Regions from separate parts of the Homo sapiens genome. Here region 1 is linked to region 2. Evidence: read pairs that join two places in POLR2A ChIA-PET (ENCODE). Cell type or tissue: HCT116. All regions are shown on one strand. Each heading gives the region's core, and the rest is flanking DNA. Links, peaks and the distances in the headings are about the cores only. Region 1 overlaps LOC107985340 (a long non-coding RNA gene). Region 2 holds the start of PLEKHA4 (pleckstrin homology domain containing A4).

Region 1 (4,384 bases), core at 299-4,298, 380 kb before region 2:
TACTAAAAATATAAAAATTAGCCGGGCGTGGTGGCAGGCGCCTATAATCCCAGCTACTCGGGAGGCTGAGGCAGGAGAATAGCTTGAACCCAGGAGGCGGAGGTTGCAGTGAGCTAAGATCACGCCCTCCAGCCTGGGCGACAGAACGAGAGACTGTCTCAAAGTATATTAGCAAATTTAATCCACAAACAAAGTGGATACAGTATAAGCAAGTGGTTTTATCCCAGAAATTAATGTAACTTATTACATTAATAGATTAAAGGGAAGAACCATTTGACAAAATTCAACACCTATTATTGGAGGAAAAAAAACCTGCAACAAACTAGAAATACAACAGAACTTCCTCCATGTGCTGGGCAGAGATTCTCTACCTGAACATGATGGGGATTTTGCCCAGAAAATTCTTTGCTGGGGTGGGGAGAGGCTGTGCTGTGCATCCTAGAATGCTTGGCAGTGTTCCTAGCCTTCACCCTCAAGATGCCAGCATCAACGCTCCCCACTCAGCTGTTTGTGACAATGAAAAATGTCACATGACAGGCCAAGTGCAGTGGCTCACGCCTGTAATACCAGCACTTTGGGAGGCCGAGGTGGGCGGATCATGAGGTCAGGAGATCGAGACCATCCTGGCTAACATGGTGAAACCCTGTCTCTACTAAAAATACAAAAAATTAGCCAGGCGTGGTGGCGGGCGCCTGTAGTCCCAGCTACTCAGGAGGCTGAGGCAGGAGAATGGCGTGAACCCGGGAGGCGGAGTTTGCAGTGAGCCGAGATCACGCCACTGCACTCCAGCCTGAGTGATAGAGCGAGACTCAGTCTCAAAAAAAAAAAAAAAAAAAAAAAAAAAAAAGTCATATGACATTACCAAATGTCCCTGGAAGAGGTGGGAAATCACCCTCGGTTGAGAATCATTCATTGTGTTAAGGATATTAACAACAATGACAAAAGCTACAGCTAACATCATACTAAATGATGAAATACTGAATACTTTCCCCAATACTGAAAACAGGGAAGGGAAATCCCTTTACACCACTTCTGTTCAACACTATAGTGAAGTTCCTAGCCAGTGAAAGAAGGCAAGAAAAAGATATAAAAAGCATAGAAACTGGCTAGGAAGAAGTAAAACTGTCTTTATTCACAGATGTCATAAGCATGTAATTAGGAAATCCTAGGGAATCTACAAAAATAAAAAGCTACTAGAATAAGTGCACTTAGGAAAGTCACAAAAATAAAAGCCAATATACAAAAATAATCACATTTCTGCATACTAGCAACAAACCATAGTTAAGTGAAATTTTAAAAACAAAACCATTTACAATAGCCTCAAAAATCAAATGCTAAGACTATATTTAACAAAAGATATTCAAAAATCTCTATACTGAAAACTACAAGGTATTTTTGAGAGAAAAACCTAAATAAATGGAAATATTTGTTTATGAATTCAAAGAATTGGTGTAGGCCGGGCGTGGTGGCTCACGCCTGTAATCCCAGCACTTCGGGAGGCCGAGGTGGGTGGATTACTTGAGCTCAGCAGTTTGAGACCAGCCTGGCCAACATGGTGAAACCCTGTCTCTACTAAAAATACAAAAAAATTAGCTGGGCATGGTGGTACACACCTGTAATCCCAGCTACTCAGGAGGCTGAGGTAGGAGAATCGCTTGAGCCTGCGAGGCAGAGGCTGCAGTGAGCCGAGATCGCACCACTGCACTCCTGCATGGGTAACAGAGTAAGACTCTGTCTCAAAAAACAAGATATCAGTTCTCCCCAAATTGATCTACAGATTCAACACAATGGCAATTCAGATCTCAGCCAGGTTTGTTGAGGAATTGACAAGCTGATTCTAAAATGTACATGAAAATGCAAAGGACCGGCCGGGTGTAGTGGCTTATGCCGGTCATCCCAGCACTTTGGGAGGCCAAGGCAGGAGGATCACCTGAGGTCAGGAGTTTGAGACCAGCCTGGCCAACATGAGGAAACCCCATCTCTACTAAAAAATAATTAGCCAGGCGTGGTATCGGGTGCCTGTAATTTCACTTAGGAGGCTGAGGCAGGAGAATTGCTTGAACTCAGTAGGCAGGGAGGTTGCAATGACCTGAGATCACACCACTGCACTCCAGCCTGGGCAATGGAGCAAGACTCCATCTCAAAAAAAAAAAAAAAAAAAAAATGCAAAAGACCTAAAGTAGTCCAAACAATCTTGAGAAAGAACACGTTGGAGACTCATACTATCGAATTTCAAGATTTACTATAAAGCTACAGTAGTCAGGGCAGTGTTATATTAGCCTAAAGATAAACCAAAAGATCAATAGAACAGAACAGAAATCCACCTATACACATATGACCAATTGATGTTCAGTAAAGATATCACAGCAATTCAATGGGTAAGGGAAAGTCTTTTTAACAAACAGGGCTAGAACTACTGTATAGCCATATAGAAAAATATAAACATATTCCTGCCACATACCATACCCCCACCCCAAATTAACAGGAACCAAAGACCTAAATTCAAAAGCCAAAACTAGAAACTTCCGGAAGAAAACATAGAATATCTTTATGACCTCGGGCTTAGCAAAGATGTTCTATATTAAATGTAACAGGCCAGACACAAATGTCTATGTATTGTGTGAATCTATTATCTATGAAACCCAAGAACAGGTCAGACTTATATGTAGTGATGGAAATCAGTCATTGCTTCTGGGGTGAAGAGAAAGGAACCCAAAGTAACTCTCTGGAGTGACGGAAATTGGGGCATTGGTGACAGGGGTCATTTGTCAAAACTCATTAAAGTATACATTTAGTATCTGTGCTTGTTGTCTGTAAATTATAGCTCAATAAAAACTGAGTTTTGGCCAGGTGTGGTGGCTCACGCCTGTAATCCCAACACGTTGGGAGGCCAAGACAGGAAGATCGCTTGAGCTCAGGGGTTTGAGACTAGTCTGGGCAACATAAGGAGACCGTGTCTCTACAAAAAAAAAAAAAAAATTAGCTGGTCATGGTGGCACATGCCTGTGGTCCCAGCTACTCAAGATGCTGGGCGTGAGGATCGCTTGGGCCCGGGAGGCCAAGGCTGCAGTGAGCTGTCATCACGCCCCTGCACTCCAGCCTGGGTGACAGAGCAAGACTGTCTAAAGGAAAAAAAAAAATAGCCGGGGCCAGGCACGCTGGCTCATGTCTGTAATCCCAGCACTTTGGGAGGCCGAGGCAGGCGGATCACGGGGTCAGGAGATCGAGACCATCCTGGCTAACACAGTGAAACCCCGTCTCTACTAAAAATACAAAAAAATGAGCCGGGTGTGGTGGCGGGTGCCTGTAGTCCCAGCTACTCGGGAGGCTGAGGCAGGAGAATGGCGTGAACCCGGGACCTTGCAGTGAGCCGAGATCGTGCCACCGCACTCCAGGCTGGGTGACAGAGCAAGACTCTGTCTCCAAAAAAAAAAAAAAAAAGGAAAAATAGCCACGTGTGCCTAATAGCTATCATGCTGGACCATTGCAGCCCTAGAGGAGCAGCCTCCTGAGTGCTCTGCCCTTTATTATATAAAGCCTCTCAAACTGCAATGGGGGCCAGGTGCGGTGGCTCACACCTGTAATCCCAGCACTTTGGGAGGGCCGAGGCAGGCGGATCACCTGAGGTCAGGAGTTTAAGGCCAGCCTGACCTACATGGTGAAACCTCGTCTCTACTAAAAATGCAAAATGAGCCAGGGTATTTTTAAATTTTTAGTAGAGATGGGGTTTTGCCATGTTTTGACTGAGATGGCTTCCAACCAGAACAGAAGACAGCTGAAAGTCTGCAGCATTTAATTAAGCGAAGTAGGCCGGGCGCGGTGGCTCACACCTGCAATCCCAGCACTTTGGGAGGCTGAGGCAGGAGCATCATGAGGTCAGGAGTTCATGACCAGTCTGGCCCACATGGTGAAACCCTGTCTCTACTAAAAATACAAAAAATTAGCCGGGCGTGGTGGCAGACACCTGTCATCCCAGCTACTCAGGAGACTGGGGCAGGAGAATTGCTTGAACCCAGGAGACGGAGGTTGCAGTGAGCTGAGACCGTGCCATTGCACTGCAGCCTGGGCAAAGCGAGACTGAGAGCGAGACTTGGACTCAAAAAAAAAAAAAAAAAAATTAAGCACAGATTTACGGGCCAGTGACTCCATTCCCAAGCATAGGAAAGTTCTCACACAAACCCTAGAAACGGATGGTTCATCGTGATCATGTTTGGATCACGTTTGTGATTACAAGAAGCTGTCTCATTATTTAGGGAATCAAATATAAAATGTGGATCTTAAATGCATGCTATGGAGGACGGTGCAGCAGTCAAGGACAACAAACCAAGTCTACCTGAGTAACCGACGGCCACACTAAATCACCGTAACAACTCTCACCACTGTG
Region 2 (4,384 bases), core at 319-4,318:
GTTTCCAGACCCCCAGCTCTTTCACGACTCAGGAGTCCTGATCCTAGCTCAGACCTTCTCGGGCACCCAGGAGTCTGGATCCCTAACCCATTCCCTCCAGGGCTTTGGAAATTTGAGTCCCCACCCCTTGCAGGACACAAGCCTCCTCCGTTTAGGACACCAGTGGCTCAGGCCCCCAACCACAGCAGCAAACCCACGGGGGCCCTGGAGTGCAGGCCTCAAGTCCAACTCTCCAAACACTGAGAAGTCCCAACCTTGGTCCTTAGGGGACCTGGGAATTGGGGGGCCCAAGCCCCTCCCTTCAGCTATGGGGGCAGCTGAGCCAGAGGTCAGGCTGTAGTGGGGAGGCCAGAAGGGGCGGGGACAGCCGGGATTGGGAGGGGAGAACAGCAGCGTGGGCGGCTGGCAGAGGCAGGGAAAGACCAGCAGAGAGGAAAGAGAAACTGGGAGAGGGAGGAAGGGAGAAAGTGAGAAGGGAAATCGGAAAGAGAAAAGGGAGGAAACGGCAGAGCCAGAGAGAAAGAGGAAGAGACTGAGTGTGAAGGAGAGAGGACACAGGGGATGACTGAGAGACAGAGAGAGAGAGAGAGAGAGAATGAGACAGAGACTTAAGGAAGAGACCCTGTGAGTCTGACAATAAAAGATTTGGACAGAAACAGAAAGATTGGAGAGAGAGAGAGAGGGAGAGAATGAGTGAGAGAGAGACTGGAAGAGACAGAGATCAGAGGGAGACACAGAAAGTGAGAGTGGGGAGAGAGGTAGTGTAAAAGGAAGAGAGAGAGAGAGAGACCGTAAGAGACAGGAGACAAAGAGACAAAAAGTGTGAGTGAGCAGGTGAGGAGAGAGATTGAGAACTATGAGAGACAGCAGCTAAGAGACAAAGGAGGCGGGAGACTGCCTAGGTGCCGCAGCACCCACACCGTCCTCTTGCCCCCCCGTCACTGGGACCCCAGAGCTGGGTAAGTTCCCTGGCTGGGCTGGGAGGGGCTCTCTGGGTTCACATTCCTGGTGCCGCAGGGCTTGGCTTGGGGAGTTGGCAGGGGTGGTTTGGGGGTGCATGTGGGAGGGCGGGAGACAGGTAGCCTGGGGCAGCCGGAAGGAGGCAGGGAATGGGGAGTCCCTAAGCACAGAGAGGGTCAAATTCCTGGCCTGAGTGCAGTGGGCAGGAATAAAGAAGCCCCTATTCTCTGGCCTGGGCTGCAGACAGCTGCCCCCTCCCGCAGCTGCCAGGGCCGCCTACCTCTCTTGGCACCACTCTTGGTATGTGGTCACGGGCCATGGCCTCCCCCAGCCCCCCAAGTCCCGAAACAACAGGCTCTTTCTCTGCAGCCTCCTCCGACCTCCAAGCCCCTGACCCCATCTCTGTCTCACACCCGTCACTGCAGAGACACAGCCCCTTTCTTTCTCTCCCCCAGCCCTTGATGGAGGGGAGCCGACCTCGCAGCAGCCTGAGCCTGGCCAGCAGCGCCTCCACCATCTCCTCGCTCAGCAGCCTGAGCCCCAAGGTTTGAGCTTCCTGGCGGGGATGGGGAGGAAGGTGGGGCTCTGGGCCGCCCATCCTTCTGTTTCCCCAAGGACTCTGGTTGTTAAGGACAAAGATCCTTAGCAACGGGGTCTGCCAGACATAGTAAGGTCCCAAATTGCCTACACACCGCAGCTAGGAATTCAGAGGCACTCCCAGCTCTGTCCCCACCCTTTGTATTTTCCTAATTCTAAACCAGAGTAACAACCTCCCTTGACCCTGGTTGCTAAGATAAAGCCGCTCCCCAGCCATGAGGCCCCTCGAGTTCTGAGAAGTAGTGGCTGCTCTTGATTAGTGCCAGAACTTGCTGTCCTATCTCTCGCCATCCAATCTACCCACTAATGAAATCCTATAAGGAGAGACCCTTCTCTGACAATAAGACCCAAGGGGCCTCCAGATACTTGCATCCCAAATCGGCATCCCAGCCAAAAGCTTAGGGAGACACTCATTTCTTTTTCCTCCTGCCGTTCCACACATATTGTTTCTCAAGTTCAGAGCCCAGAGATCTGATCTCAGCCTTGGTCAGTACCACCGCTTCCAAGGAAGGGCATATTGTCGGGACCTGGCTAAGGATGCCTGAGATATCTGTGGGCATCAGGAGATGAGGCTCCATCCGGGCAGGATGGAGGGATTTGAGGCTTCCTCTCCTTGTACTTGGTTGCTAAGGGGTGTGACCGCAGGGCACCAGGGCATCCTTTGATTCACTGGAGACTCAGCGTGAGAGTTCCCCCTGATTATGGGGCCCTCCCAGCCCATAGTCCCAGTTCAGATCCCAAAGGACCTACTACAGCTCTGGCTCTGGTGGCCAAGGGCATCTGCTTCTTGGCAGTGGATGCTTGATCCCCAAATTGCTTCCCTACAGCCTCTTCCTTGCCTCTGAACACCTCCCTCTGCCCATCAAAAAAAGAGTCTCGGCCCGGCGCAGTGGCTCACGCCTATAATCCCAGCACTTTAAGAGGCTGAGGCGGGTGGATCACCTGAGGTCAGGAGTTCAAGAGCAGCCTGACTGACATGGCGAAACCGCGTCTCTGCTAAAAATACAAAAATTAGCCAGGCGTGGTGGCACGTGCCTGCAATCTCAGCTACTCAGGAGGCTGAGGCAGGAGAATCACTTGAACCCGAGAGGCAGGGGTTGCAGTGAGCCAAGATGGTGCCAGTGTGCTCCAGCCTGGGGGACAGAGCGAGACTCTGTCTCAAAAGAAAAAGAAAAAAAGAGTCTCTCCCAGCCTGGGCAACAAAGTGAGACCCCCGTCCCCTACAAAAAGTAAAAAAATTAGCTGGGCATGGTGGGACATGCCTGTGGTCCCAGCTACATGGGAGGCTGAGGCTGGAGGATCACCTGAGTCCAGGAGGTAAAGGCTGCAGTGTTTAGGCTACTGCACTCCAAAGAGCCTGTCAAAAAAAAAAGAGTCTCTTAACTCTGCAATAAGAACACCTCCCAATTCTGATCTCCAACTTCAGCCCCCACCTTGACCCTTTTCTTTCTTTCTTTTTTTTTTTTTCTTTGAGACGGAGTCTCACTCTGTCTCCCGGGCTGGAGTGCAGTGGTGCGATCTCGGCTCACTGCAAGCTCCTCCTCCCGGGTTCTCGCCATTCTCCTGCCTCAGCCTCCCGAGTAGCTGGGACTACAGGCGCCCGCCACCACGCCCGGCTAATTTTTTGTATTTTTAGTAGAGACGGGGTTTCACCGTGTTAGCCAGGATGGTCTCGATCTCCTGACCTCGTGATCCACCCGTCTCAGCCTCCGAAAGTGCTGGGATTACAGGTGTGAGCCACTGCGCCCGGCTGGTCCTTGACCCATTTCTCAGGGCAGCCAAGCGAGAGCCTACGGTTGCCTGTGTCCACCCTCACCCCCTCCCAGGACCATCCTAGGCTCTCCCTGTTCACTTCTGTCCCCTTCTCTCCTCAGAAGCCCACCCGGGCAGTAAACAAGATCCACGCCTTTGGGAAGAGAGGCAATGCGCTCAGGAGGGATCCCAACCTTCCCGTGCACATCCGAGGCTGGCTTCATAAGCAGGTGGGGTCAGTAGGAGAAGGAAAAGGACACTGAAGTCTGTGCCCCGGCTGTCCTCTGTCTCTCTCCTTGCAAGTCCCCAAATAGGCTTTCTTTTTCTTGCTATCACTGCCCCTCCCCTTAGTCCGTCATTGTTTGTTTGTTTGTTTATTTATTTATTTTTAAGACAGAGTCTCTTTCTGTCGCCCAGGCTGGAGGGCAGTGGTATGATCTCGGCTCAATGCAACCTCTGGCCTCCAGTTCAAGCAATTCTCGTGCCTCAGCCTCCCGAGTAGCTGGGCTTACAGGCATGCACCATCATGCCTAGCTAATATTTGTATTTTTAGTAGAGATGGGGTTTTATCATGTTGGCCAGGGCGGTCTGAAACTCCCGACCTCAAGTGATCCACCCGCCTCGGCTCCCTAAAATGCTGGGATTACAGGCGTGAGCCACCGTGCCTGGCCCATTCATTCATTCTTTCTTGACTACTTCTTGAACACTTACAGTGTTCCCAATCCCAGGGCACACACCATGCAAATAACACAAAAGTATTTATATTACATTCCAGATTGGGTGGAGCATGGGTGGATAATAAATTAGTAAATAAATAAATGGACTTGGTCATTTCAGATCGCAGGATGGGCTATGAAGAAGTAACATAGGGTCCAGGTTCAGTGGTGTAACCCCAGCATTTTGGGAGGCCAAGACGGGAAGATCGCTTGAGCTTAGGAATTCTAGACCAGCCTGGGCAACATGAAGAAACCTCATCTCAACAACAAATACACACACACACAAAACCTAGCTGAGCGTGGTGGTGTGCGCCTATAGTCCCAGCTACTCGGGAGGCTAAGGCAGGAGGATTGCTGAA

The links. Peaks named below come from ENCODE experiments on the same cell type or tissue, not always from the same donor. Only the 100,000 strongest peaks of a DNase experiment are listed, where the experiment ranks them.
Region 1: POLR2A ChIA-PET joins it to region 2 with 5 read pairs; 3 of 35 experiments call an interaction of 5 or more read pairs at or near these places.

What each region holds. Positions count from the first base shown.
Region 1 is chr19:49,244,492-49,248,875 of GRCh38, reverse strand. The region is part of intron 2 of LOC107985340 (a long non-coding RNA gene); the gene reads right to left. Among named protein-coding and RNA genes, the nearest start is that of MIR4324, 62 kb to the left of the region's middle. In HCT116, for the core only: no CTCF peak of the experiment used is centred there; no DNase peak of the experiment used is centred there.
Region 2 is chr19:48,864,658-48,869,041 of GRCh38, reverse strand. It overlaps PLEKHA4 (pleckstrin homology domain containing A4), which reads left to right and starts at 425. Exons shown (of 20, transcript NM_020904.3): 1 at 425-959; 2 at 1,416-1,505; 3 at 3,432-3,539. The coding sequence starts at 1,422. In HCT116, for the core only: no CTCF peak of the experiment used is centred there; no DNase peak of the experiment used is centred there; H3K4me3 peaks cover 1,102 bases; H3K27ac peaks cover 805 bases.